7 separate regions of the Homo sapiens genome follow, and all the other regions are linked to region 1. The links are chromatin loops, found by intact Hi-C in ENCODE. Cell type or tissue: PC-3. All regions are shown on one strand.

Region 1 (4,000 bases):
CTACAAGGAAAAAGAAAGGCAGCGTTCAAGCTCCCCAGCCTTAGCATGTGCTCCTGGACCCATCAGCACACAGAAGAGTCATCAGACCTGATACTGCATGCACTTTGCAAGTCGAAGGCTGGCTTGCCTAGTCATTAGGCTTTTACCTGCTGTTTGTAAGTTAGTCCTTAAAGTTGGCCTCCTGGTTAGCATCAGGTTAAGCATAGTGCAGGGGTCAATGACTGCTTGTTAAATGAATGGAAAATGAGCAGGGAGTGACATCTGCTTCCTGTCCTGCAATATCCTATTGATCAGTTTTAACAATCCCAGGAATTTGTAGATTGCTCTCAGGGAAGCTGTTGCATTTCAGAACATCAAATGACAAAGATTTCATTTTCTTTTGAGTTTGTAAGGCTTCACTTCTTCATCTCCTCTCTAGCCCTACCCCCGCATCATCAAAAGGGATGAAGGAAATTCAGCATGGAATTTTGCTTTATCACATTATGTTATACTATAAACAACCCCAATCATATGTCGTTTTTTTTTTCCCTTCCCAGGTGATCCCAGATATTGCCTGTGGGAATGCCAGTTCTAACAGCTCTGCGGGTGGCCGCCTGGTATCCTTTGAAGTGCCACAGAACACCTCAGTCAAGTAAGAAAATTCTGAGTTACAAACTGTTAAGAGTGATGCTATGACCTATAAGTGGGGTTGTGTCCATCCGCGGACCTGGTGTGTAAGTGGCCTGTCAAGTGAGAATCGTGAACAGATTCCACGGGTAGATGTGGCCCCTGCCATTTGAAAACTAGAGGAAGCGATTTCAGAGGCAATTACAGTGAGGGTTTTCAGGCTGGACAAGTGGAATTGAGAAATTGGACTGGATGAGTCTGGTGTGAGGTGACAAACCGTGAGGCCTTAGATAAGATCTCAGCCAGATTCCTTGTCTCCCAAATGCTTTGCTTCCCAAATTATTGGCCTCTTAAGATTTTATTGGACCATCAGTTACATTCAGATGCATACTTTGCCCCAAATTTAAATTCTACATATTACAATTTTCTCTTTATTTTTTATAATTTTTATTTATTTATTTATTTTTACAGTTTTCTCTTTAAAAGCAAGCGTACAAAGAGAGTGTTTTGTTTAAAATTCAAGCTATTTTAAATGACAGGGTCCATTGTCACCGGTGGGGAAGAGGGAGAGGCATAGGGAAGCAGTGCTGGTTGAGACCTGATATGTGTGGTGCTTTATATGAGGCTCAAGTCAGCAGGTGCCCAGGAGCACAAAGCTGGGGGTGGGGTATGGGCCAGTATTAGGGTGCCCCAGGCCGGCTGACAACCCCCCACTGCCCATCCTTTTCAGTTGCCATTGACTACCACCCTCCCCACACTTTCCATGCAACCTAAGGGGCATTTGCTGTCCAGTCTTTGGGGATTTTTAGAAGACTGGGAACACGTGGCCTGGTTAACCAATCTGTTGCACTGGCTCCCTTTTAAGGGGCCTGCGGGCACTGTAGGTCTCTTCCATGTATCCATCGCCATTTTTGTCTACCTGGCTTTCTAAACAGTGGAGTCCCTGAACATGTTTGGAAGAGGGACTTTGTTACATTGCTCTTGCACCCTGGGTCACCACAGCCTTGAACTCACTCTGGCAGGGGAAGAGCCTGGAAGGGCTGCTTGGGAATTCCTGGGCTCAGGAGGAACGCTCCCATCCGGAGAGGCGGGAGAGGTGAAGCCTGAGGCAGCTTCGAGCTCTACCAGCAGGGGGACCCCGGTCCTAAGCGTTTCTTTCACTGCTCAGACTACAGCTGAAACCCCTGCCGTCCTGGGCTAGTTTTAGGAGCAGGATCTCTAGTTTCCTTTACTCTTAAAACATCTCTCGGCCCTTTCTTGTCTAGATCATATTATCTTACCTTGATAAACCTTTCCAAATTTTCTGGTCTTCTATCTCGTTAAATGCTTTTGTTTTTTTCCTCTCAACAAACCTGCCATTCTCTGAGACTCCCTTAAGCTGCAGAACGGGACCGAATTAGCAGAGTCTGACTCAGACGAAGTGAGATGGGAGTGCCGAATGACCTGAGGGCACTGAATTCACTTGTGGGGGTTACTAGCTCCTTACGCTTTCATTTCCTCATGAATTTAGTCACTGATCAAAGCTTTACTGAGCCCCTGCTGCACGCCAGGAGCCCTGTGCTGGGGGAGCGGATCTGTGCGGAGTCTACTGTGATCTTCTCCAGGAGCACTGGGGAGAATGGGCAGCTGTTGGGATGTTGGGAAGTGGTCAGGAGTCTCTGGGAAGAGGTAATATGTGGGCTAGGAACACATTTCCAAGGTGGAGAAGGAGACAAAGCTTGGGAGGTGAGAAAGAACTGGGTTGGGGTAGCTCGTAGTAGCTGAAGCATTGGGCTGTGAGGAGAAAAGCGCAGGAGGGCAGCTGGGGTTGGGGTTGGGGTTGATGGGCTTTCTGTGACATCCTATTCTCTGTGGGGTGGTTTTGTGTGTTTTTTTTTTTTTTTTTTTTTTTTTTTTTTTTTTTTTTTTTTACCAAAAATGAGCCAGGGGAGGCCTGAAGCATTGGGAGGTGGATTGTATGTGATTGTGTGTGTGTGTGGGTGGGTGGGTGGGGGGTGTTGGGGAAAGGTGACACACTTTTGCTTATTTTGGCAGCATAACTCAGGTGGCTGTGTTGGGTTGCAGTCCACGTTTATGACAAATTTAAGCAAAACTCTTTTTATATTGTGTGGCTATGGAAGGATTTGTCTGAAAGAGAACTCAGTGTACTCTTTTACTGTTCATCAAAGTGGTTACTCAAAGGTGAGTTACCAGTGACTCATTTTGTGGTACACTGTGAACAAGTGGGAGTGTACGCCTTTACAGTGGACGCCCGCGTATCTGTTTATGCCATCGATCTCCTGGTACCTTGGTAGATGCACATACCATCTTTGTATTTATTTTTAATTTGAAGAACTGGTTCTAAGATGAATTTTTCTGAAAGGAGCTTTCTGTTTACATCATTCCTGTTTCCAGGATTCGGCAAGATGCCACTGCCTCACTGATTTTGCTCTGGAAGGTCACGGCCACAGGATTCCAACAGTGCTCCCTCATAGATGGACGAAGTGTGACCCCCCTTCAGGCTTCAGGGGGACTGGTCCTCCTGGAGGAGATGCTCGCCTTGGGGAATAATCACTTTATTGGTGAGTTACCAAAATCTTCTACTCAACACTGCATCTGATTCAACCCAACTTTGGTTTGGTGTTGAGACAGTAGGTAGGGAATTTTGCTCAGATAATCTGAATTCTATCCATCAATGCTATTTCTTTCACTTTGGTAAGGTTTTAGAATAAAAACTGGATTCTAACATAATATTTCTTTTTTTCTTTTTTTTTTTTTTGATGATGGAGTCTCGCTCAGTCACCCAGGCTGGAGTGCACTGGCGCGATCTTGGCTCACTGCAACCTCTGCCTCCTGAGTTCAAGCGATTCTCCTGCCTTAGCCTCCTGAGCAACTGGGGCTACAGGCACCCACCATCATGCTCGGCTCATTTTGCATTTTTAGTAAAGATGGGGTTTCACCACCCTGGCCAGGTTGGTCTTGAAATCCTGACCTCAGGTGATCTGCCTGCCTCAGCCTCCCGAAGTGTTGGGATTATAGGCATGAGCCACTGAGCCTGGCCCTAACATAATATTTCTAGTGTGGCTCAAAGTGGAAAGGCATGGGCTCTGGAATCCAGCGACTGTGTTCCAGCCCTGGCGAAGGCATCACAGGTGTGTGATCTTTGGTACTGAATGCTCTGGCCATCAGTTTTCCTTTGGAATCTTTCATCTGCTTCTTTTTCCAGAAATTGTGGAAAACTTGAGGTGTTGGATGTTGGTCTCTCAGGATAACCTTTGTTCCCAGTTGATTTTGGCCTGACTTAGGGCGTTCAAACACAGCACCTCACAGTGATTTGCCACTGCAGGGTCCCCAACTCAGAAGTAACTGGTGGGATTATAGCTCTCTTTGGGGCCCCTCTCCTCCATAACCACCC
Region 2 (4,000 bases), 910 kb after region 1:
CTCACTTTATCTTGTCTGAAAAATGGGCATAATAGGCCCTCTCCTAACTTCTTCCCAAGGTAATATTAAGGATCTATGTGGACATAAGAATTTTTTTTTTTTGAAGTGGAGTCTTTGTCGGTTGCCCAGGCTGGAGTGCAGTGGCTCAATCTTGGCTCACTGCAACCTTCACCTCCTGGGTTCAAGCAATTCTCCTGCCTCAGCCTCCTGAGTAGCTGGGACTGCAGGCACCCACCACCATGCACGGCTAATTTTTTTTGTATTTTTAGTAGAGCTGGGGCTTCACTGTGTTGGCCAGGCTGATCTTGAACTCCTGACATCAAGTGATCCACCCACCTCAGCCTCTGAAAGTGCTGGGATTGCAGATGTGAGGCACCTTGCCCGGCCTGAAAACATGTTATCAAATAAGATTAAAGTTTTAAATTTGTGAAATGAAATACTATTGTCAAATATTTCTCTAGCCTTTCTGCATTGTTTAGTTTAAATCTTTCTTGACTTTAGACTTTTGGTCATATTTTCATCATTCATTAGTGCCCCAGTGTTTAATTAAACAAATAAATCAAGGAAAACAAAACAAGTTTCCACAGATCTTTTGAAGACTATATTAATTTTAAGTTGTATTTATAATTCACAGTTTAAGTTATACCATTAATGATAAAGCTAAATTTTCTTTAGATTATTTCCTTTCTTAACCTTGATCATCTATTGGAATGTAAATAGTATTGAAGCTAGCTTTGAAATCCGGGCACCAAAATTAGCCAAAATGCAATGTCAGAGCATTTCCCCCTATTTTCTAAAGATAAGAACTTGTGGGCTCACGAGGTCTAGGAAGATGGGTGGAGAACCCCTTCTCTCACACATGCTATCCAGACATCACTATTCTAATCTGGTGTCAGGACACCCACAGAATGGTCCCCTCTGAGAAAAGCACTCAAGCAGGCCCTTCTAGTAACAGGGCTTCCAAGACCACCTCCCTGGTCTCCAGCCCTCACCCTCACACACTTTCTCTTTCCTGGTCCTGTCACCTCAGGGGGCAGAGCCAGCCCAAGACCTAAGTTTCTGTTTCTGGGGAAACTCTCAGCCCCACGACCTTGCACTACTTCAGAGTAACCACTACCCTCTTCAACTTCTAAAGACATATGACTCCCAAACTACCTCTCTTCCCTTTAATAACACCTATCCCATTGTATGGCCCAAAATACCCTAAACTAAGGTCTGAGCAGGTTTTAAAAACAAAAACAAAAGCAAGCATTACTTGTTAGGAAGCGACTCTTACAGAAGGGGGCTAGAAGGAGACGAGAGCAAGGAGTAAAACCAGCTTTTGTCCCATCAGCACCGAGGGGTGACAGATTAATCTGCTCTCCCCCCAAAAATGTGCAAAACCATTAATGCACAGATTCATCTTCATAGTGAGCTCCTTATACCTGCCTTTGCCTAGAACTAACCGGTGGTGAGATGGGTAATAGACACTGCTCAAGAAGGCATAAGCACTATTTTTGCTGTTACCTGGAATCTCCCAGGGCCGTGTTTGTGGCTGCTTCGTGAGGTCTGTCTCTGAAGCTGGACTTCCTTCCCTTCTTCATGCAGTCGCTATTCCTTGGGTTGGATCTGGCATGCCTCCTGGTTTTCTTTGTTTTTCTTCCCTCTAGTGTTTAAATCAGGTACAACATATCCAATCCTTCCTAGCATTAGGCAACTTGAATCATGAAACTAAAAATGCTAAACGTTATCTTTGCTATAATTCAGTTAATTTCTCATTTTAAGATGTCCCCAAACCTCAAGTGACTCATTTAGGAGGCAGGTCTGTTTGGATTGAGCAGAGAATTACTGTTTTATTTTAAAAGTCTACCTCTGGTTATATTATCTATCTTATGTCTAATTTCATTAATGATATTTTCTCTTTCACTGCAATTAAATTTAACCAAGGTTTGTTATTATATTTTCTTCAAAACTAGCTATTGAGGCTACTTGTCAACACTGCTCCTTTTATATTTAGGAATTCATAAATTTAAACATATATCTCAATTTTGGTAGAATTTTAGATTATTTTCAAATTTTCAGAGATGGATATTTAGTTTACATTTTTAAAAAGAATAAAGTCTAATAATAATAATAATGGTAATAACTTATCTCTGAGCTCAGCTTGGTGATAGCCTTTGAATCTTTATGTAAGCCACACACATAAAAGTCAGACAAGTAGATATTTACAGTTTTTAAAAATCTGTAACTCCTATGGTTTTCTTTGTTTATATATTCACTATAATAAGCATTTCTATTTCAATCACATTGTGGTAAAAAGTATGCAGTGTAAAAATGGGAAAACTTGGAACTTTTGAGGACTTACTCATGATCTAATGTCTTCTATGAATCACTTGTAATTTTTTAAAAAATTTGGTGATGGAAGGTTTTTATTCTATCAACAGGATCCAAAGGTTGATTCCTATTGGATCGACTGTATAATTTATATTATAGAAATATTTCAGGTCCTTGTTTATCTTTCATGAACTTGCATCCATAAGGACTATTACTTGGGAATTATTTTTTATTATTCCATTTTTGCTCATTTATTTTCATATATAATAAAAGTAATGAATGTTTATTTGGGGAGACCTGGTAGCTATTGAGAAATCCAAAAAATAAAATGAATTACCTGTAATATAAGAAGAAAAGTCAGCCATTCAGAAATTTGAGTATTCCCCTTCCCATCTTTTAATATCTATATGTATACACACATATATATGTTAATATATGAGAGATGGCCTTATGACATATAAAGTATATTTATTCTAAACAATAGCGAGTAAATTTCTTTTTCCGGTTTTTAATATTATTTAATTGGAAGGTCAAATAATATGAATATTTTGCAGCTCTTTAAATATATTGCCAAATTGCTTTCTAGGAAGATTGTATTGATTATACTTCCACATAATATATATAAAGTATCTATTTTCCCACATCTTTAATTCAACAGGATATTATAATTTTTAAAGCTTACTGACTTAATTGATAAAAATTGTCATTACCATTTTCATGGGCTTACTTTTGATGGATAGCGAGGTATATTTTTTTAATCTACTTACTGTGTGTTTTCATTTCTTCATATTTATAGAATAAATTTACTTTCCTTGTCACTTTTTCTATTAGGGTTTTCTTGATTTTTTAAAAATTTTTATTTATTTAAATTTTTTGAGATGGAGTTTGGCTCTTGTTGCCCAGACTGGAGTGCAATGGCACAATCTCGGCTCACTGCAACCTTTGCCTCCCAGGTTCAAGCTATTCTCCTGCCTCAGCCTCCTGAGTAGCTGGGATTACAGGCACCTGCCACCACGCCCAGCAAATTTTTTTGTATTTTTAATAGAGACAGGGTTTCACCATGTTGGCCAGGCTGGTCTCAAACTCCTGGCCTCAGGAGATCCACCTGCCTCAGCCTCCCAAAGTGTTGGGATTACCAGCATGAGCCACCACACCCGGCTGATTTTTCTTTTTTTTAATTGATTTATAGGTGCTCTTTGTATATCAAATATACTATGCCAAATATTAGCAGTGAAATCTATAAAGTCGAAGCAGTTAGAAGTATAGTCAAAAAGGGATCAAAATCACAACCACAGTGAATTACATGTACTCCATTCAGTCTTTAACATATCTTGTAGCCCAAAATAATGGGGTATGGTGGATTTGAAAAATAATAATAATAGAACTAATGAGTTTTATTTTTATTTTCTTGTTCTTTCTTCAGAAATATTAGTTATCTGTATACCAGATCTTTGTTGCCTGATAAAGAGCTATTTTTTTCTTGTTGGTTTTCATGTCTTTTCTTCTTCTTCATCTTTATTTTGAAAGAAACTTTCTACCTTGTTCTTTACCTCATTGTTTAAATTTCCTGCAGTTGATGACCGTCTGGGAAACGTCTAAATGTTTATAATTAGTTATGCCACTTTAGTGTCCTCAAGTTGTTGCCTTCCTTTTGTCCAATTCCTCTTTCTTCTCAGTTTGCTATCAT
Region 3 (4,000 bases), 130 kb before region 1:
CTAGGCAATGTGTCCCTTCTCTCTATACGTGGCCAACTTTTTCTTTCAAGCTGACTCCAGCTTCAATCCAGCATCCAGTCCCACCCTCTGCAGGGAGGAGGGATGTTTTCTTGTATCCTTAAAGGTTAACTGGATGTGGGAAGGGGTAGCAGGAATGACGTCACTGTCTACAGGCAAATGAAGGTGCAGAGGGAAATAGAGAGACCATCTGCTGATGGCTGCAGAAAACTTAGATTCCTTTGGAAAGAAGGTGGGTGCTAAATCCCAGGTAAGTTGGAGGGGATTTATCATCTTATGATAAATAATTTAGTTTGGGTCTTAGTTCAAATCCTGGGAGATCAAGCTTGGTAACCTTTGCAATTTCTTCTAAATATAAGTTTCTAAGTCTGTGAATGATGACACGGTGCACCCAGGCTAGCATTCTCACAGGATGCCGTGGTGGACAGAGTATGAAAACCTCATCAGGAGTGGTGTTCTCATTGAGGCCAGTGGTTCCCAATTGGCTACCTGTGAACCTGCTGGCCTGGAAAGTTGATTTTCTCCATTTGTGACAAAATGCAAAAAATAAAGACAATTATATTTGCATTAGTTTGTAACATTTTTATAATAACCTATGGGTATAATGCAATTGAGGTGTAACTCTAAACTAGATCTGTGAAGAGAAATGAGTCCTGTAAATTGTTTTGAAATTCTTCCTTTCCACCAAATCCAGAAGCCTTAGAATTTCTAATGGGATCCAGCCTTCTACCTGGCAGAAATAGTACATGTGAGATCACTAGTCGTGCTGCCTGGCTCATTGGGAACAATCAGTCCTGCTCTGCCATTTACTAGTGTGTGGCCTCGAGTTATCTTACATCGTTGAGACTCAGTGGTTTAAAACTATAGTGGTTTATTTCTTATGTCATATGCCCATTGCAGGTTCCCATTGCTTCACATTGTCCTCTCTCAGAGACACAAGCTGGAGGAGCCCCCATTGCACCTCTTGGAATCTTGCCAGTTGTCACGCTAAGGAGAGGAGAACACAGTGGGACATGGGCAGGATTTTAAAAGTTTCCATCTGGAAGTGGGGCATACTATTCCCTGCACATTTTATGGCCATGGCCAATAATATGACCACATCTAACTTTAAGGAGGGCAGGAAGAGAAAGTCTTACGAAGAAGTAGCAGTAAGATCGAATGTACTATCATTCACCTCATATTCCATTTCATTTATTTTAGCTCAGCATTTTTACTGATTAAGATAAATTTACATGTTGATTCTGGTATGAATTTTATCAGCTGCCAAAAATTTCAACTCCATGGTTATTTCCCTAAAAACTTCTTGTAGCTTGATAGTGACCCCCCGATTGGTATGTTGTTAAACAGTTTTGAGTCCACTTAGCTGAATTTTCTCCATAAGGTGATCATGAGAAATGTTATCACTTTTTTTTTTTTTGCTAAAATCAAGATACATTATTGGTATATTTGGCCTTTGACTTGTCAATATAAGGACTCTATCAAAAAAGGAAATGAGGTGGGTCAGGATGAAGATTTGATATTCTGTAAGTTGGGAATAATATAAAATAAAAGCCTGGATTTTTAGCTTTCATTTAAACATAGAGGCAATATTATTTTAATCACTTTTGCTAATGTGACAGGGTAATACATTGGTTGGACTTTTTAGTTGAGTATTTGGGGGATCTTGCAGATGGTTGAAAAGCTGTCAGTAAAGTACCAGATCAGCTTTCGGAATCTACAGAAAAGACCCATTTCTCTGAGCGTGGTAACAGTAATAATAGTTAACACTTTCATGGCACTTAGTACATGGATGTTTTGGGACCAGGACATGCAAATCAATATGCTTTTTCCCCAGCATTAATCATGTTGCTCTGCCTATAAGCTAAGGTGCTGGAAGATTATAGTTTTCCTTTTTAGCCTGGAAAAAATGAAAGGATCTTGTATTGTCTCTGCCATAATATGCATTTTAAAGATTAAAGACTAAGAGAATACTTTTAGCAAGGAAAATTATCTGAAACATGCAGTAACCAGCATCCAGAAAATAAAACCACTTTTAATTATCCTATATTTCAAAATAATATGAAATACACAAACAAAGGGGTTGCTCAGGCAAAAGTACAATAAACTGAAATGTGATTTTAATTAACTCACAACCTTTTTACACTTCATCTTGCTTCATTTGTGTGTGTGTCTTGATGGAAGGCAATGAAGAGCACTATCCACTAGTCCAGGATTTAAGGTAAGAGAAGTTAGTTTCAGGAAAGAACGCAACTCCAGGGGCACAGAAACCACCTGAATGACGACACTAGTACCAGCAGAGGGTGCTGGCGTGGCACAAAATTAAGAATTTTCAAGAGGAAGAGGTCTTAGATTGAAAGACAGCAGGTGTGAGGAAAAATGTAATAACTCTATCCACTTGGAGGTCTGAATTCTCCGCTTGCAGATCTGTCTGGGGTTCAGTGATTTCCTGCAATGGCCACATGAATTTTAGGTATCTCCTGAAGCAGAAAAGTGTGACATTTGCTTCTGCGTTTGAACAGGACAGGGAGAAGCCGTGCAGTTTGCCTTCTGTTTCCACTGGAGGACTTTTAGCAATCCCTGGCGTCTGTGACACCTACAGCAGAAGTTCACATGGAGTCCTTACTTTAATTTTTTTAAAAAACAAAACAAGCTATTTTTGTGTTTACTAAAAAAAAAATTGGCCCAGACTGTCAATCCAGGGGAATCACATTTTCTTTTTTCATTTGGCCACCTTAAAAAGAAGGTAACAGGTACCTGGGAACCCACAGGTAATAGAGATTGTGAAAGGTCAGGTGGAGGAGACAAGGCTGGATGCGCTTTATTCAGCGGAGTGCAGCCTCCTTGGCGGTCGCAGCACCAGCCAGCCCAGCCAGGACGTGTAGAAGAGCCCGCCCCCCCCATCCCCTCCGAAGTAGGTCACAGCGAATGCTCCTTTTATGCAGAGTCCCCTGTTGCGATTCCTGCCGCTAGCAGCGCCTCTGCCAACCTGGGCTTTTGAACTGTTCTTTCGGGCGTTCTGGGCTGGGAGTCAATTGACCCACTGGATTCGAATCCAGACTTTCTGGGCCTCAGTTTCCCCCTAGGTTCAACGACAGGGGTGGACAGCCTTACACCAAGGCCTCTTCCCGGCCTCACACGGCGCGGCCAGACGTTCCTTAGTGGTGCGGCAAGGCCCCGCGCTCTGGAAAGGGCCGGCGAGAATGAGACAGCTGGGTCAGCACCAAGGACAAGGGCCCCGGGTCCGCCTGGCGGAGGCGAGGTCACTTCCAGGCGAACCCGGCTGCTGAGCAAGCGTCGGGCGCAGGGTTCCGTGGCCGGGCGGGAGGGCTTGGGGTGCCGGGAGAAGCGCTGTGGGAAGGGGAGCAGTCCCGGGGGATGAGGCAAGGCCGGGCCCCGCGGCGGTCTCGCAGATTCTGCGCCAAGAGGCCAAAGGTGGCTGCTGCGAGCGCGCCGCCCCTCCCTTGAGGCGCCCTGCCGCCTCCCGCGCCCTGCCCTGCCCGGGCCTTGGGGCGCACTCGGTGCTCCCGGCTCTGGAAGCCCCTCAAAGCCCCGCTTCCCTCACTCGTGGACCTCTCCAGCCCCTTTCCTGCCCCAGCGTCGCCTGGCTCCCTGTACCAGGGCTGCTTCTGGACACACCCGTGACTTCGACCCACTCCTGGGGGATGGGGTCCCGCATCGTCTTCCTGCAACCCCCATCCCAACTCCCTGCGGGGAAAGAGGCCCCACTCCCCGATGCTCCAGAGCCGGGGCCGCCAGGCGCCCCGCCCCCCGCTCGCCCCGCCCCGCCCCGCCCCGCAGGCCCCGCCCGCCGTTGCCCGGGGAACCGCGGATCCCGCAGCTGCAGGAGGCGCCCGGCCCGGCGGAGCAGCCCTAGCCGCCACCGTCGCTCTCGCAGCTCTCGTCGCCACTGCCACCGCCGCCGCCGTCACTGCGTCCTGGCTCCGGCTCCCGCGCCCTCCCGGCCGGCCATGCAGCCCCGCCG
Region 4 (4,000 bases), 240 kb after region 1:
ACTCATGCATTTTGTCTTTTATAGGAGTCTTACGGTGTGCTATAAATGGATTTACTTTAATTCTCAAATAGTCTCAGAGGCTAGTGATGATAAATAATTACGTAGTTGAATGTGAACTGTGATCCAAACAGCTTTAAATGTAGAATTAACTCTACATTTAGTGGGTAAACCTGAGGCACTAGGGGGTTAAGCTGATGGTTGATGTACAAGTGGGTCGTTTGCTTTTCAAGGCCTTATTTTCAGGGTTCAGCAGAGTGAAACTTTCTTGAAAGGCTGCGACTGGTTGGATCGCCTCCATCAGGATGGGTATGGCCATGCCATTCCTCAGGTATTTCCCTTGAAGGCAATCACCATTTCACAATGACAGGACCAATTTCCAGCTGTTTTCTTCCAAGGCAGACTCATCCCCAGAAGCATTGCTCCCAAGGCATAACTAGCTTTTCTTCCAGCCCCTTCTGTTTTGTTTAGATGCTTGCTCTACTAGATTGTATGGCCTTTCTGGGTGGAAACTCCACCTTCATTCTTGCCCCACTCACCAGAGGCATCCATGATTTGTTGAGTGATTGACTTCCACACTGTTTCCTATCCTTCTCCCCACCCAATCACATCTGAGTGATTAAGAAGCATCAGTGAACTCTTTCCAGTCCCAACACACTCCCTTACCCAATTCCTTTATTTCCATTATTCCGAATGAATGTGTCTGTATCATATCAGAATTTCCCAAGCTTGCCCGATTGTGGGAATCACTGCCATGCTGTGAAAGTGACAGGTTCCAAGACTTTGCTTACTGGAGACTCTGATTCAACCAACAACTGTTCTGTGCTTGCTTTGGGCTAAGTTTTGAGCCATGTCCTAACAGTTCAGGGTGAATAGATTGATTCAGGTGGATTGTCTTTAAGGAACTGAAGTTGAGGAGGGAGTTCATTGGAGGCTTTGGGTATCTGATGGTAGGAAGTGGGAAGACGGTGTAGAAGGCAAAAGAGCCAGACACCACTTGCCATGTGCCCAGGGCTGAGCTGGATCCATGAACAGGACATTCAGGCCAGCTCAGAGTAGGAAGGCTCTGATCTTGAGGGAGAAGGTAATAAAACAAATAATTGCTGATTAATTCTGTTCCCACCCTGACTATTGTCCATAAAGCCTATCCATCAATTTGCCTGCTGTCAAACCATTGGCACAACAATTTAAGAATCTGAATCCAAGAATCCAACAATTGGGGCTGTGTACTCGCAGGGACTTGGGCCCTTGCTGCATTTCCAAGAGTTCTCTCCCTCTTGCAGTGAGCTCACAAGTGCGCAAGTCTAGGCTCAAAATAGAGCAGTTTTGCAAAACAAAATAGAGAAGTTTTACAGCACAGTTGCACATTTAAATCTAGTTGTGACTGAAAATAACCCAAATCTAGCTCCTAGAGGATGCCAGAACTTATCTATTAATTGTACATTTATTTGTATTAAGAATAGATCTTTCTGTGCAAAATGCTCTCAGACTGAAATAACTAATTTCAGATTCCTCTGGGAAATCAGGGGAAACAAGGCTGCTTACCTGGGTTTGCCTCTTTCAGACTTTCGGGGCGCCCTCCAGTGGCTGGGAGCTGGCTGACCGAGGAGGACCTGAGGATTTGGTGTGGGATCTGCCAGTCAGGTTTGCCTCCAGATTCTGCTTCCCTTGGCTTCTCTTGAGCTTTGCACTGGACATGGGTTCGTTTCTAAGCTATTCATTAACTAAAAAGGGCTGGGAGCCATTGCTCTCTCATCTTGCCTTTGCTGCACAGAGAGAAGCAACTTTTTGGCTCTTGCTTCCACAAGAAAGTCTTCTCCTTCCTAAATAGCAGGGATGCAGTGATGAGGATGGACATGTGCTGTGCTCACTCAGATGGATTTCCCAGCTCCCAACTGCATCCTCAGAGAACTGCCCAGCACAGAGGTGACCCCTGGGGCATCATTTTGCTCTTCTTGGGCAGCAAGCTCTAACTTGTATAAATCATCATATTCTTCAGGGATTTGCCCTTCTGCCTTCAGGTTTATATTATTAAACTATGCTCCTATTTTTACAAAAGGCCTCCTTCTCCAAAGTCAAGACATACAGACCATTTATCACCATGCACAGATCTTGAAATTCCTTTGAAGACCTTGGTAAGGGCTCCAATCCCATACTTATCCCTTGTGTCCTTCCAGTGGCATTCTGGTTGTTTGTGCAACTGTTTCCAATAGAGGTCTTTAGGGGCTATTGATCAATAAAAGTCTACTCTGACTGGCTTATCTAAAGTTGCGACACACACACACATGCACACACACATCTCCCACTAAACTATAAGCTGTGATAAGGGAGAGTTCTTCTTTTATTCATATCTGTGTTCCTAGGGCTTGGATTTCAGATAGGCACAAAGTAGGTTCTCAATGAACATTTGTTGAATGAATAAATAAGTGAATGAATGCCACATAGCAAGCTATCAGATAGTTTCTCTCTAACCTTTTCATCATGTGTTTAACATTCACGATTGGACATTCAAGGGATTTCTTCTTTCTTTCTTTCTTGCTTGCTTGCTTGCTTTCCTTTCCTTTCTTTTTTTTTTTTTTTTTTTTTGAGACAGAGTCTCACTCTGTCACCCAGGCTGGTGGGCAATGGCATGATCCCGGCTCACTGCAACCTCCGCCTTCCAGATTCAAGCAATTCTCCTGTCTCAGCCTTCTGAATAGCTGGGATTACAGGTACCCGCCACCACACCTGGCTAATTTTTTTTTTTTTTTTTTTTTGAGACGGAGTCTCACCGTGTCACCCAAGCTGGAGTGCAGTGGCACCATCTCGGCTCACTGCAAGCTCCACCTCCCGGGTTCATGCCATTTTCCTGCCTCAGCCTCCTGAGTAGCTGGGACTACAGGCACCCACCACCACACCCGGCTAATTTTGTGTGTGTGTGTATTTTTAGTAGAGATGAGGTTTCACCATGTTGGCCAGGCTGGTCTTGAACTCCTGACCTCAAGTGATCTGCCTGCCTCAGCTTCCCAAAGTGCTGGGATTACAGGTGTGAGCCACCGTGCCTGGCCTGGACATTCAAGAGATTTCTAACTTTTCACTTTTATCAGGAAAACTCTAATGATCCTCTCTCTACATAACCTGGGCCAGTTTCACTGAGGCTTTCCTCTGGCCAGCTCACTGGATGTGCCTCGCCAGGTGAGTGTACGAAGACTCTTGGGATGCAGTTATTTTTGGTACTCCTGACATTGTGGTCTTTCCACGCTTTCTGTCTCCCCAGATGTCAGACATGTCTTTTTGTCTTGCTGCAGGCACCATCCTCTCCAGCAGGCCTTCCTGCCTTCCTAAATACCTTCTTTGAGGTTTGTGAACTGAGATTTTTGAAGGTAGAGTTTCATCTTCAATTGCCTAGCATAGGGTCCAGAATGCATCAGAACGTAACAGGAGCTCAAGAAATGTTTGGTGAGTGAATCAGTTATGTAGCGAGTGGAGCAGGGGTGAATTTGTATCCATGGGAGCTGGGCCCCTGTCCCACTGGCCCTCCAGGCTGGCCTGGTGCTGTTCCTGCTGCTCCTGGTGACCATATGGTGTCCTCGCCACAGAGGTCTTGTGGGTGTACTGCTGCCACATGAGTCATGGTGGCCTCTGAGAGCTGCACTGGGAGCTCAGGCAGCCCCATGAAATGGGCTTTTTGCTCCAGGAAGGATTTTGTGGCTTCCAAAGTTCAGAGGGGACTTCAGTGAAGAAAAGTAATTTCATAGTCTTAACTTCAGAAGCAACCAATGCCTTCAAGAGTTTTTCTGGGCTGTAATCGATCATGTTTGGAGCAAGACCACAGGGCCGTCTTGGCAAAGGCCATCTGGAACTCAGGGAGTGGGAAAGCAAGGGCTAATTGGTTGTGTGTGTGTCTGGTGGGAGGCTGGAATCTCTGACACTCATGGAGAATGGGGGTGGCAAGGCCGCTGGCTGGCTCCCTGGGCTGGGAGTCTGGGACACCAGGCAGGAGGAAGCCAGCCTCCTCTCTGCT
Region 5 (4,000 bases), 160 kb after region 1:
GGTCTGTATGTTACTCAAAATCTTAATCTTGGTGCTGTATTAAATACTTCTAATATCTTCCATTTTCTGACATTCCTTTCTGCAAAAATATTATTCCTGTGGGTTAAGGAAGCTAGATCAGAGATGTGGGAAAAATTGCCCTCACGAATTTGAATATGAACTTGTTTATCCTCATTCCGCTTAGGCATGTGTGACTCCTAGTCATACAGTGAGGAACTAGAACACATTGTGCCACAGCTATATCCTTATTACTTTCCCTCATTCTGGCCTTTCTTTTCCAATACGTCATTTGTTGTCACTTTGGGATTCCTTTGTGTTACTTTTTTCCCTTATGTAAACCTCGAGAGGAGGGTAGCTTCCTTTAGTCCATGTGCCGATGGCTGGTAGATCATTTGACTATATGTTTCACTGTTGGTTTATTTATATGCCCATAGCTGGTACATGTTCTGACCATATGTTTTGCGGTTGGATTAGTTAAACGCGCTTAGGAGATGCCATGGCTGTTAAAATACAAAACCGGCTGGGCACGGTGGCTCACGCCTGTAATCCCAGCACTTTGGGAGGCCAAGGCGGACGGATCACATAGTCAGGAGTTCGAGACCAGCCTGACCAACATGGTGAAACCCTGTCTCTCCTAAAATTACAAAAATTAGTCAGGTACGGTGGCAGGCACCTGTAATCCCAGCTACTCAGGAGGCTAAGGCAGGAGAATTGTTTGAACTCAGGAGACGGAAGTTGCAGTGACCCTAGATTGCGCCTTTGCACTCCAGCCTGGGCGACAGAGTGAAACTCCATCTCAAAACAACAACAACAACAACAACAACAAAACACAAAAAATCCCATAACCACACTATATGTAGCATTTTCCTTGGACAACCCCTACCATTTCCCCGCATTTGTGAGAGTCAGAGATTGTGGGAGACGTTGTATACTTTTCTATTCTATAGCTTAGTGGCTCTCAAACTTGAGTGCTCATCAGAACCATGTTAGAGGGTTTAAGTCATGGAGTTCTGGGCCCTACCCTTAGAGTCCCTGAATCAGCGGGTCTTGAGTGTGACCTGAGAACACGCATTTCTAACTAGTTCCCAGGTGGTGTTGATGCTGCTGGTCTGGGGACTGCACTGAGACCCAAGTGTGATGAGTGCGGATACCTCAAATGAATGTCTATTAGTAACTAAGAGGTCAACTAAACCAAATTTAACCAATTGATTGTGAAATAAATTAAAAGGAAATAAACATTTTAAAACTCTTCTATACTTTTATACCGTTTAAAATTTCTCTTTGTTAGTATGCATACTTGTGTAAAAGTAATTATCTAGGTTTTATTTTCTCTTCAAAGTGCCATAATAGAGTCTTAGTCTTTGATTTTCCCCCCTCCCACCCATTTGTTGCCTTTGCTGGCCCCAGCACCCATCTTTGTGCATCCCATAATGAAAAACTTCTGGAATGTGAGGGTGTATGTCTACCTTTGCTTTTCTAAACTTTCTTATCATCTTCCTCACCTCAATTATAAACCAGCCATTTTTATGTGTTTATAAACATGCTAGATAATCAATTGAGGGTATGGGATTATTTTATTAAAATGCTTTTCTTACTGTTTATATGTAAACACACATAGCACAATAATCTTTAACTCAAATTATAAAATATTATTTTGTCATTATACTTAGTATTTAATCTTGGTGCTTTAATCATGGTATTACAAACATTTGCATTAAAAATATTTTAAATAAAAAGTAAGAAAAATAGGCCACTTTACAATGGATAATTTAAACTGTAGACACCATATGTTTATAGAGGACATATTGGTGAATTTGCAAGCTGTAGAGAAATATTTGAATGTTATGTTTTATTATTAAAGGGAATGGGATTTCTTCTTTAAATATAACCTGGCAGATTCATTTGCATCCCTCTGTGCCATCTATTTCCTTTTGTAAAAGACATCTTTTTTTTCTTTTTTTTTAATTATTATTATACTTTAAGTTTTAGGGTACATGTGCACAATGTGCAGGTTAGTTACATATGTATACATGTGCCATGCTGATGTGCTGCACCCATTAACTCGTCATTTAGCATTAGGTATATCTCCTAATGCTATCCCTCCCCCCTCCCCACACTTATCTTTTTAGTCCTCCTCTTTTGTTAAACTCCTGAGTAACTTTTTTTTTTTCCTTTTTCACTTGCCTAGATAATAAGTAGAATCCACCCTCTAGTGGCCAAAAGCAACATTAAAAAAAAAAGTCATAAGACATAGCTAAAACATTGTGAAGAGATTGATTTTTCTCAGTGTGACTAGTTTGTAACCTAGTCCTGAAGCCAATTCCAAGAGAAAGCTTTCAGAAATGTTTAGATCAACATGGCTAGAAAGATTCCCCAGATGATGGACAAGTTTAAAGTCAAAGGCCTTTAGACACTGTTTCCGTTAAAGCAGGTTCACTGCCAATTTCTCCTGGCTTCCAGTGTCCTTCATAAGCACAGTCACAAGTGAGCTGTCGTCTTCCATATAGTCCCAGATTTTCTTAAATGTTTTTGAGGGAGAATGCTCATTTTTAAGGAGATAACTCCAGATAGTGGTCGTTTGGTTTTTACTGTATATTTAAGAACTGTTTCCTTTCCAAATATAAATTAATTATGATTTACACTCAGTACATCTACAGAAGTTACAGAATTTTTAACATCTTCAAAGATTTTCTTTTCTGCATATTAAAAAGTATAATTCTTCTTTTAAAAAACAATTTCTTTACTAGCAGTGCGTTTATTATAATGTCTGTTCCCTGCATCTCAGAAAATCTCCTCTAATAAGTCTAGTCTTTTCCCTTTATAGACTATAGGAAATGTTCTTATCTCTCCACTAAAAAAATATTTTAAAAAGTTAGGGTTTTTCTAATATTATCTGTTTTCCTTACTGCCAATCAAGGGTTAGACATAAAGAATGGTCATCATTTCCCTTGTAATCGGTGACATAATTTAGAGTTGTGTTACTACAAATAAAATACCCATAAAACATGTGTATTAGTCAGGGTTCTCTACAGGGACAGAATTAATGGAATATATATATATATATATATTTACTAAGTATTAAGTCACACGATCACAAGGTCACATAATAGGCCATCTGCAGGCTGAGGAGCAAAGAGAGCCAGTCCGAGTTCCAAAACTGAAGAACTTGTAGTCTGATGTTCGAGGGCAGGAAGCATCCAGCACGGGAGAAAGATGTAGGCTGGGAGGCTAGGTCACAGTCTCTCTTTTCACATTTTTCTGCCTGCTTATATTCTAGTCATGCTAGCAGCTGATTAGCTGGTGCCCACTCAGATTAAGGGTGGATCTGCCTTTCCCAGCCCACTGACTCAAATGTTAATCTCCTTTGGCAACAGACTCACAGACACAGCTAGAATCAATACTTTGTATCCTTCAATCCAATCAAGTTGACACTCAGTATTAACCATCAGTTAATCAGTATTAACCATCACAGCATGGATGATATTACCCGCTTATATCACACAATAACATATCTCTGTTAATGGAAAATTAGAAAACATGAATATACATATTTAAATTAATAAAAGAATCCCTTAACAAAACAATTGTCAATTTTGGAAGATGTTTTTCCAAGCCTTTTAATGCATGTTTGTGCAAAACAGGCACTGGTAAAGAAAAGAACTCTTCTGTATTTATGTATGCAAAGGTTATTTGGCCCTCTGATTCTATTTTTCTAGCAAATTCAATTTACCCAGTTTGATCAAGCATCTTCTATATTCCTCAACCTGTGTGCTAAGGAAATGAGAGGAGAACAGCCTGTTGTTAAAGAGAAAATGCAGAGTTTGGAATCAAATATTGAGCAGTGAATCGAAGTTTTACTGCCAAGCAGGAAACCAGATCCAGCCCCGAGGTTAATCTCAGGGGATGGGGCTATGAAAAGGAAAAAGGGTAGGTTTTAAAAAGCCAAACATAAACAGGCTGTTTCGTATTGGAAAAATTTAGATCTTCAAGTTCCTGGGTG
Region 6 (4,000 bases), 140 kb after region 1:
TTGGGTTGTGACATATCTGGAAGCTGTGAATGAATTAATTGTTATGCATATACAGTGGAGCAGACTCAGTTGATTAGTTATTATGTGCAAATGTGTTTTAGTTTTTTTAAGCTCTCATGTGTTTTTTCACAGGATACTTCGGATCTGCTTGTGAAGAAAAGGTGGACCCCTGCGCCTCGTCTCCGTGCCAGAACAACGGCACCTGCTATGTGGACGGGGTACACTTTACCTGCAACTGCAGCCCGGGCTTCACAGGGCCGACCTGTGCCCAGCTTATTGACTTCTGTGCCCTCAGCCCCTGTGCTCATGGCACGTGCCGCAGCGTGGGCACCAGCTACAAATGCCTCTGTGATCCAGGTGGGTACCGCCCCTACACAGTACATCTTCCTTTTCTCAATCTCAAACCAATCTCAAAAGACCATTACTTTTTCTTTTGCATCTTGGTATACTTGTAAATAAAAGTGGTATACTTACTGGTATGCTTGTAAGTAAGTATACTTACTGATATACTTGTGAATAAAAGTGAATTCCACTCATTTATGACACACTTTCTTTTTTAGATTTACTCTTGGCAGGGTTAAAAAAATACTCTTTCATCATTTCATGATCAACTCACATTCATTGTAGAAAAAACAAGCAAAATAAAGAAAATTGAAAACAGGCTTAATCTCATCACAGGCTAAGCATTTTTATCAATTTACTGTAAGTCACTGCAGAACTTTCACTGTGTTGTGTATCTTTTACTATTGTGTGCTTAAGTTAACAGAATATCTTCTTTCATCTTAACGTGCATGAAAAGCACGGTGCAATACATTCAGAATTGTGTCATCTATTAAAATTGTTACTCTATGCACATTATGTTATATCACTGGCTCCCTATGTAAGAATTTAAAACTTTTACCATTTAATTTCCAAATGCCTTCTGCATTTGCATTACAGATTTTTAATTATGGAGGTTTTGATACCTAGAAGTGAGTGATTACTAGTCAAAATTTTGTGTGTGCACAACCCACTAGTGTAGTCAGAAAGGAATGCACGGGGCAGCCCTTTCCTCTCGTTTCTATTCTGTGTATGTCTCCATCCTTACACGAGCTGGCTCTTTAGAAAGCTTCCCAGCACAATGAATCCCCACACATCTCCCTGGCCAGTCAGTATGGCTGGCCAGTATCTGGTTTGGCTTGACCCTGGCTTTGCTGGTGCAATGGCCTCTAGCTGGAATGCGTGCTCCCCGTTACCCCACCTCACTGTACAAACTTCTACTTCTGGGGCTGACTCAGTTTCCCTTCCTCTGGGTTCCGACAGTCACCTACAATATCACTTTTGTGGTCTTGGAAACAGAACATTAATTATCCTTGTATGTGTCTCTCTCCTCCTTAGGGCTGGGAGGAACTGTGTTTTATTAATAGCTTTTGTATCAGCAGCAATCACCCTAAGCCACTATTTAGTGAGCACTGATCTTTCTAGATTCTGAGCCGGGTGCTTCACATCTCTGGTCTTTTTAGTGTCACATTTACACCAAGGTTTGAAATGCCTCTAGAGGTTCAGTCATGTGCCTGTGGCTACACACCCAGAATGGGGGCTGAGCCCAGATTCGAATGCCGGTGTCCCTGGTTTTGCTGCTCCAGTGCCTGGCCTGGAACTTCCAAAGGGCATGTCTCATACTCAACGAATAACTCAACAAGTTACTGAGAAATGCAATTTGGCACTTGAATGGTGTTGAAAAGCCTTTTTTCACATAGACTCTTAATTCCCCGATTTTCTAAGCAACTGATATTTTGCCAAGTGCCTCTTTCCTCTCTGCTCTGACATTCAGAGGGAATAGGGCTGTTTAATCTGCTTTGTAACAATGTTAGTAGTTAGGATTCTCCGGAGAAACAGGAGACAGAGAGCGAGGAGAGAGAGAGAGATTTATTTTAAGTAACTGGCTCATGCAATTGTGTGGACTCACAAGTCCAAAATCCGTAGGGAAGCTGGCAGGCTGGAAACTCAGGCGAGGTTTCTGTGTTGTGTCTTGAGCTGAATTATTTCTTCTTTGGGAAACCTCAGTCTTTGTCCTTAAGGTCCTCAGCTGTTTGGATGCAGCCCACGCACATTCTGGAGAGTCATCTGCTTCATTCAAAGTCTGCTGATTTAAACGTTAATCTCATCTAAAACACACCTTCATACCAACATCTAGATTAGTGTTTGAGCGAGTATCTAAGAACCATGGCCTAGCCAAGTTGACACCCGAAATGAACTATCGCAGTAACATTTTTGGATCTCATAAACCTTGAAGTGAAACAGTTTCTCCACTGTGTTTGACATGAGGATATTTTTCTTGGTTGACCTCCATGCTCTCCTTCAGAGCCAGGGTGGAGACAGGAATAGCTGCCCCTCAGAGGGTCCAGTTTTCTTCCATGTGGATTCGGGCTCACATGCTGTGAGCTGCGTGTCCTGTGGGAGGAGGCAGTGTGGCGCTGGCCCTTACCTATTGGGAATGTGGATCACTGAGACAACTTGTGTTTGCAAACTAAACAAGCTGCAATTGTGCTGGAAGAACAGAGGCTTACTCACGTACTGACTCACGAGCACGCTGTTCCCAGCTCTGCTCTGGATGTCGTAACACATGTGAAAATACCCCTCAGCAGCATTCTGAACAAAAACTTCCTTAATACTTTATTACCTGTCTCCTGAGAGTTCCGTTCTCTCTGTGAAGCCCCACAAAGAAGAATTAAATATTGTAAGACCAGAAAACAACTTTATTTTCTCCTCCCTTTCTCCTCTGACTTCTTTTCTTAATTATATCAAACTTTTTCTTTTTTAAAATTTTTTTGAGATGGAGTTTTGCTCTTGTTGCCCAGGCTTCAACCTCTGCCTCCCGGGTTCAAGCGATTCTCCTGCCTCAGTCTCCCAAGTAGTTGGGATTACAGGCTCCCACCACCACACCCTGCTAATTTTTGTATGTTTACTAGAGACAGGGTTGCACCATGTTGTCCAGGCCGGTCTTGAACTCCTGACCTCAGGTTATCTGCCTGCCTCGGCCTCCCACAGTGCTGGGATTACAGGCCTGAGCCACCATGCCTGACCCAAACTTTTTCTTATAGTTAGTTGATTTCTAAAACTTAAAATTGAAGGGAGTTAGAGATAAATAGTGTTTTTTAATAATACCAAATAGAGTTTTTCAACACGTGTGAGGCAACCAAATAGAAAATATACTGCCTGATGTTTCTCTTTCCACATTGGGAGAGGCAGCCGAGAGTGGTAGAAAGGACCTCTCTAACATCCTCGCTTATTGACTAAAACCATAGGAAATTTACAGGCATCTCTGGGACTCAGTTTTCCCCTCTATCAGAAAAGAGAGGAGAGTTATATGTCAGAGCATGAAATGAGAGGCAGGCAGCCCATTTCCTGGCATGGACTAGTGAAAGCTCTTCTTTCTTTCTGTCCGTGGAGATTCCAGCAGGATTCTCGAGCTATGTGGGGGTGAAATCACTCCTGTTTAATTTCCACTTTCCTTCCGTCTATTCTCTGCTAAAACATTCATGCCCACTTGGAGCGTTTGACTTGATAATTGTCTGTGGTCCAGCAGTAGCCCCTTAATAGCCTTGAAAAGCCTGAAGACGTGTGCATTCTGTTCGTGGAATGAACATGATCCCTTCATTTGTTCAGCAGTCTCAAAGCAGAGCCTTGTAATCGTGACAGGGCCCTCTTGTTGAACCTGGGAGCTGAAACTGCCTTCAGAGGGGATGTTTCTTCAGATTGTTAGGTGACTGTGTAAAATAAAAAAGGCATCTTAACACCAGGCAAGAACTTACATTTTAAGAGGTGAACATGACAAGTCTGTGAATGTGAAATTTCTCGTCTTCATCTTTTGGAGCATGTAATTGCTTCAACACCAGTTTGCATAATGGAAGAATCTCACGAGAATAGGTGAAATTGGGCATCTAGCTATGGAGCAGCAAGGCTGATCTTCTTTACAGAGAGCAAACGGATCTCATTTCATAAAATGGCAGCAGATTGA
Region 7 (4,000 bases), 450 kb after region 1:
TTTCTTCATTCTCTCTTATGTTCCCTTTGTGTGAGGGCAGAACTAAAATAGGTTAGTACATAAAATTTCTATTTGTGGGGATTTATCCCACGGACATAGTAAAAGTAATATACATTAACCTGTGATCAGGTGAAAAGTTCAATATATTGACATAAGAGATCAGCTAAAATAAGTATGGCATATCTCTTGGAAAGAATACTATATAGTCATTAAATCATGCTTAATACTGCCACATGACTCTAAGATTTTAATAAATCAAATAGTATTACATGTACTCTGCATTCATCTTTATGCCAAAAAAAAATAAGGTGATACCCTTGAAGTTAGAACAGTTATTATCATAGTATGGGACCATTCCTGGTGGCTTTTATTTTTCTTTGTACTTTTTTTAGCTTCAACATTTTTCAACAATGTTCACGCTTTAACTTTTGGAATCAGATAACAACAGTGGCCAGGTGTGGTGGCTCATGCCTGTAATCCCAGCACTTTGGGAGGCCAAGGTGGGCGGATCATGAGGTCAGGAGTTCGAGACCAGCCTGGCCCGCATAGTGAAACCCTGTCTCTACTAAAAATACAAAAAAAAAAAAGCCAGGAGTGGTGACAGGCGCCTGTAGCCCCAGCTACTTGGGAGGCCGAGGCAGGAGAATTGCTTGAGCCTGGGAGGCAGAAGTTGCAGTGAGCCAAAATCACACCACACCACTGCACTCCAGCCTGGGTGACAGTGCAAGACTCTGTCTCAAAAAAAAAAAAAAAAAAAAACACAGGTAGTAAACATTGTTATTGAAAGAATGCTAGTGGAATAGTTCAGTCTTTGGCAATGAAGCCAGAGATCGGCCTTTAGTATAAAGGAAGATCATTAGGTGACTGATGGTTCTCAAATGGGATGATTTTGTCCCCACGCAGGGGACATCTGGCAATGTCTGGAGGTACTTTTGGTTGTCACACTAGGGAAGTGATACTAGCTTCTAGTGGACAGAGGCCAGGGCTGCTGCTCAGCATTTTAAAATTTTTACAATGTATCCTTCTCTCCCTAGTTAAGAATTATCCAACTCAGGGAGGTGGGAGGGATAGCATTAGGAGATATACCTAATGCTAAATGATGAGTTAGTGGGTGCAACACACCAACATGGCACATGTATACATATGTAACAAACCTGCACGTTGTGCACATGTACCCTAAAACTTAAAGTATAATAATAATTAAAAAAAGAAAAAAAAAAGAATTGTCCAGCTCAAATGTCAATAATTCTGAGATTGAAAAACCTGCTCATTGGCTGGTTTAAATATTTTAAGTTATCTCATTGGCTCATATCAATGGAAGAGGTCAAATCAGTTGAGTTGTCGATATTGGGCATGAAGAATTAATTTACTTTCAGGTAACCTGTAACAATATGCTGACCTAATTATCGAAGGATTTGAGATGAAATCAAACTTCTGTACTCTTACATCTGCAATTCACATAGTTTTCATCTGGGTTGTGTATCTCAAAGGGAAGAAGCCAGGCAATAAATTTGAGGTTAGTCTGTTGATACTAATTTAGGTCACAGAATTCCGTGGAAGAAATTGGTAAAGGTGATTGCCGTAGGAGGACTACTCAAGTCACAGGGAATGAAGAGAGTTCTGGCTGAGGGAATAGTGCCACCTACTGAATTGTGTTTGTGTTTTCTACAGGTTCTAATTTATGCAGGCTTATGCCTGGAAGTGTTACTTTCCTTTATTGATCTTGCACATCTCCTTAAGTAGTCACTGCCAGAACTTTAAACAATATTTAGTTATTATCGGATCAAGGTGTAATTAGAAACAGCTGTGAACAATTGCATACCATCCAGCTCCTGAAGTAGCAAACTAAATTGTACTTGGCCTTGGATTGATTAATACAGATTGTGTCTAGCAATCAAAATAAATCCGTCTCCAGGTAGAGTGCCAGGAGCCATCTTACCAAGATAACACAGAAAGATTAAAAATGCATGAAATGCACCATTTCCTAATGTCGCCAGGTTAAAAAAAAATTAAAGCACAAAGCATTGGCTACAACAAAATTGTCAACATTTTTATCCTTTTTCAAAATTTCAGCCTTGATCTTTACTTTGTGTATTTATGAAAGCATATTTAGAATTCTCTCATCTTTCGCCTAAGTATTTAAAAAAAATCTCTACAGTGCAGTGCATACATTGTAATATACCTATTTAATAATGACAGCATTTTTAGTTAATTTGAAAAATCATTTGGAATTACATATTGAATTGGGTGGGTCAGATAATTTGTTACCATGGTGAATCTCTTCATTGGAATTAAAGAGTTTGTCTCATAAAATTATATGCCTCTGTGTAATATGTTAATTAATGCTCCTAATCAAACATTTAATTACATAATGAGCCTGGATTAATTTGTAACCTGAATCTAAAAGCTAATTCATATAAAATTCAAAATAGTATGTATGAGAGAGAAACTAAGAATTTCTAGCACTTGAAACTTTGTTTTGAAGTTCTAGCAATCCAAGCCGGTAATAAGCAGAAGGACTTCTGGCCAGTTTCAAGGCCAGAAAAGCCGGCAGTGATAGTGACACCGAAAGCTGGATCTCTCATGTTCTTATGCTGAATCATGTGGTTCGAAAGGCAGTTTTATAATGTCGACTGTTTTCTCTGGGATCGTGATAGCCCATCCTGTAAGTACAAAGGAGCCAGAGCTTGAAGGGGACCCCTTCTTCCTGATGTCACACATGGAACATAGATGGTTGTGGTCCTCAGAAGCTCATTGGAGCCATGACCCCAAGGAGATAGAACAAGGCTTTGTCTATTAATTCTTTATCCCCTGAGATAATAAGTGTATCCTTCCTTTCTTATAGCCAATTTTAAGCCTTCCATCTCCCAGAAGTGAGCAGTCTATATACCTTTAAAAGGAGATGGTTCTACCACGTGCCATCATCTGGAGTCCCTGGAAACAAAGAAGTGAATATTCAAGAAACCAGATGCGAGAACTATAAAGATTGTTACTGTCTACATTGCTCTTTTCTAAGATAGCTTAATCCTGCTCTAGAGAGGGTTTGCTCCCAGACAGAAGGATGATAGTACTAGATCATAACTAATCTTCTGCCCACCCTCATGTCACTGTTGTTTAACAATGACTGATATTGAGATAAATGAATATTTAGCACATCTTTCCACCGAGACGGAGTCTTGTTGCATTTTTCACAAAACAAACGCTTTTAAGAAGTGAACGTTGCTTGGCTGATCTTCATCATTTATTCAAGCTGAAATCTTGGTTTTTAATTTACAAATAGGATTAATTACTGAAATTCGTATCTAGTGTGAATATTTGATGATGACTTTTGGAACAATGGACATTTTGCCTAAGCTATGAAATTAATTATTAATACTTCTAAACTTTAGCCAAAATGGTGATTTTCACATGTGGAGATTCTTTACTCTTTTCACATGACTTTGTTCTCATAGAAAAATGTGGCTGGCCATGGTGGCTCACACTTGTAATCCCAGCACTTCGGGAGGCTGAGATGGGTGGATCACCTGAGGTCAGAAGTTTGACACCTGCCTGGCCAATGTGGTAAAACCCCATCTCTACTAAAAATACAAAAATTAGCCAGGTGTGGTGGCACATGCCTGTAGTCCCAGCTACTTGGGAGGCTGAGGCAGGAGAATAGCTTGAACCCGGGAGGTGGAGGCTGCAGTGAGCTGAGATCGCAACACTGCACTCCAGCCTGGGAGACAGAGTGAGACTCTGTCTCAAAAAAAAAAGAGAAGAAAAGAAAAGAGAAAAGAAAAGAAAAGAAAAGAAAAATGTAGTATTTATTTAAAGTGTTTATGCTCCGATGTTATAGGCTGTATCGTGACCCCTCAGAATTGAAGTCTTAACCCTCAGTACCTCAGAATGTGAGCATATTTGGAAATAGAGTAACTGAAGATATAATTAAGTTAAGATGAGGTCATATTGGAGTAGGGAGCGACCTTGATCCGATATGGTGGGTATCTTTATAAAAAGTGGA

Evidence for each region. Hi-C counts contacts between places; a loop is a spot of excess contacts. Peaks named below come from ENCODE experiments on the same cell type or tissue, not always from the same donor. Only the 100,000 strongest peaks of a DNase experiment are listed, where the experiment ranks them.
Region 2: a loop joins it to region 1, with 3 times the contacts of the local background. A loop is called at or near these places in 26 of 110 quality-filtered maps.
Region 3: it touches region 1 in a loop (7-fold over the local background); 16 of 110 quality-filtered maps call a loop at or near these places.
Region 4: a loop joins it to region 1, with 20 times the contacts of the local background. A loop is called at or near these places in 37 of 110 quality-filtered maps.
Region 5: it touches region 1 in a loop (15-fold over the local background); 81 of 110 quality-filtered maps call a loop at or near these places.
Region 6: a loop joins it to region 1, with 4 times the contacts of the local background. A loop is called at or near these places in 74 of 110 quality-filtered maps.
Region 7: a loop joins it to region 1, with 12 times the contacts of the local background. A loop is called at or near these places in 46 of 110 quality-filtered maps.

The regions. Positions count from the first base shown.
Region 1 is chr2:229,585,025-229,589,024 of GRCh38, reverse strand. It overlaps DNER (delta/notch like EGF repeat containing), which reads left to right. Exons shown (of 13, transcript NM_139072.4): 3 at 537-631; 4 at 3,001-3,167. Among named protein-coding and RNA genes, the nearest start is that of DNER, 130 kb to the left of the region's middle. In PC-3, a CTCF peak has its summit at 1,746 (motif pointing right); DNase peaks (open chromatin) are centred at 1,754, 2,054 and 2,794; H3K4me3 peaks cover 817 bases; H3K27ac peaks cover 1,850 bases.
Region 2 is chr2:228,679,238-228,683,237 of GRCh38, reverse strand. No RefSeq gene overlaps it. Among named protein-coding and RNA genes, the nearest start is that of LINC01807, 70 kb to the right of the region's middle. In PC-3, CTCF peaks have their summits at 1,464 and 1,663 (motif pointing left); a DNase peak (open chromatin) is centred at 1,627.
Region 3 is chr2:229,714,410-229,718,409 of GRCh38, reverse strand. DNER (delta/notch like EGF repeat containing) reads left to right here and starts at 3,855. Exons shown (of 13, transcript NM_139072.4): 1 at 3,855-4,000. The coding sequence starts at 3,987. RefSeq lists enhancers at 2,399-3,172, 3,173-3,947 and silencers at 3,785-3,844, 3,915-4,000. In PC-3, CTCF peaks have their summits at 2,118 and 2,318 (motif pointing right); a DNase peak (open chromatin) is centred at 2,299; H3K4me3 peaks cover 871 bases.
Region 4 is chr2:229,340,168-229,344,167 of GRCh38, reverse strand. No RefSeq gene overlaps it. Among named protein-coding and RNA genes, the nearest start is that of PID1, 71 kb to the right of the region's middle. In PC-3, a CTCF peak has its summit at 1,579 (motif pointing left); no DNase peak of the experiment used is centred here; H3K27ac peaks cover 1,810 bases.
Region 5 is chr2:229,429,756-229,433,755 of GRCh38, reverse strand. All of the region lies in intron 8 of DNER (delta/notch like EGF repeat containing), which reads left to right. Among named protein-coding and RNA genes, the nearest start is that of PID1, 160 kb to the right of the region's middle. In PC-3, a CTCF peak has its summit at 2,220 (motif pointing left); a DNase peak (open chromatin) is centred at 2,215.
Region 6 is chr2:229,443,673-229,447,672 of GRCh38, reverse strand. DNER (delta/notch like EGF repeat containing) reads left to right here. Exons shown (of 13, transcript NM_139072.4): 8 at 133-357. Among named protein-coding and RNA genes, the nearest start is that of PID1, 170 kb to the right of the region's middle. In PC-3, a CTCF peak has its summit at 2,449; a DNase peak (open chromatin) is centred at 2,542; H3K27ac peaks cover 1,543 bases.
Region 7 is chr2:229,130,991-229,134,990 of GRCh38, reverse strand. All of the region lies in intron 2 of PID1 (phosphotyrosine interaction domain containing 1), which reads left to right. Among named protein-coding and RNA genes, the nearest start is that of PID1, 140 kb to the left of the region's middle. In PC-3, CTCF peaks have their summits at 1,429 and 1,631 (motif pointing left); a DNase peak (open chromatin) is centred at 1,620.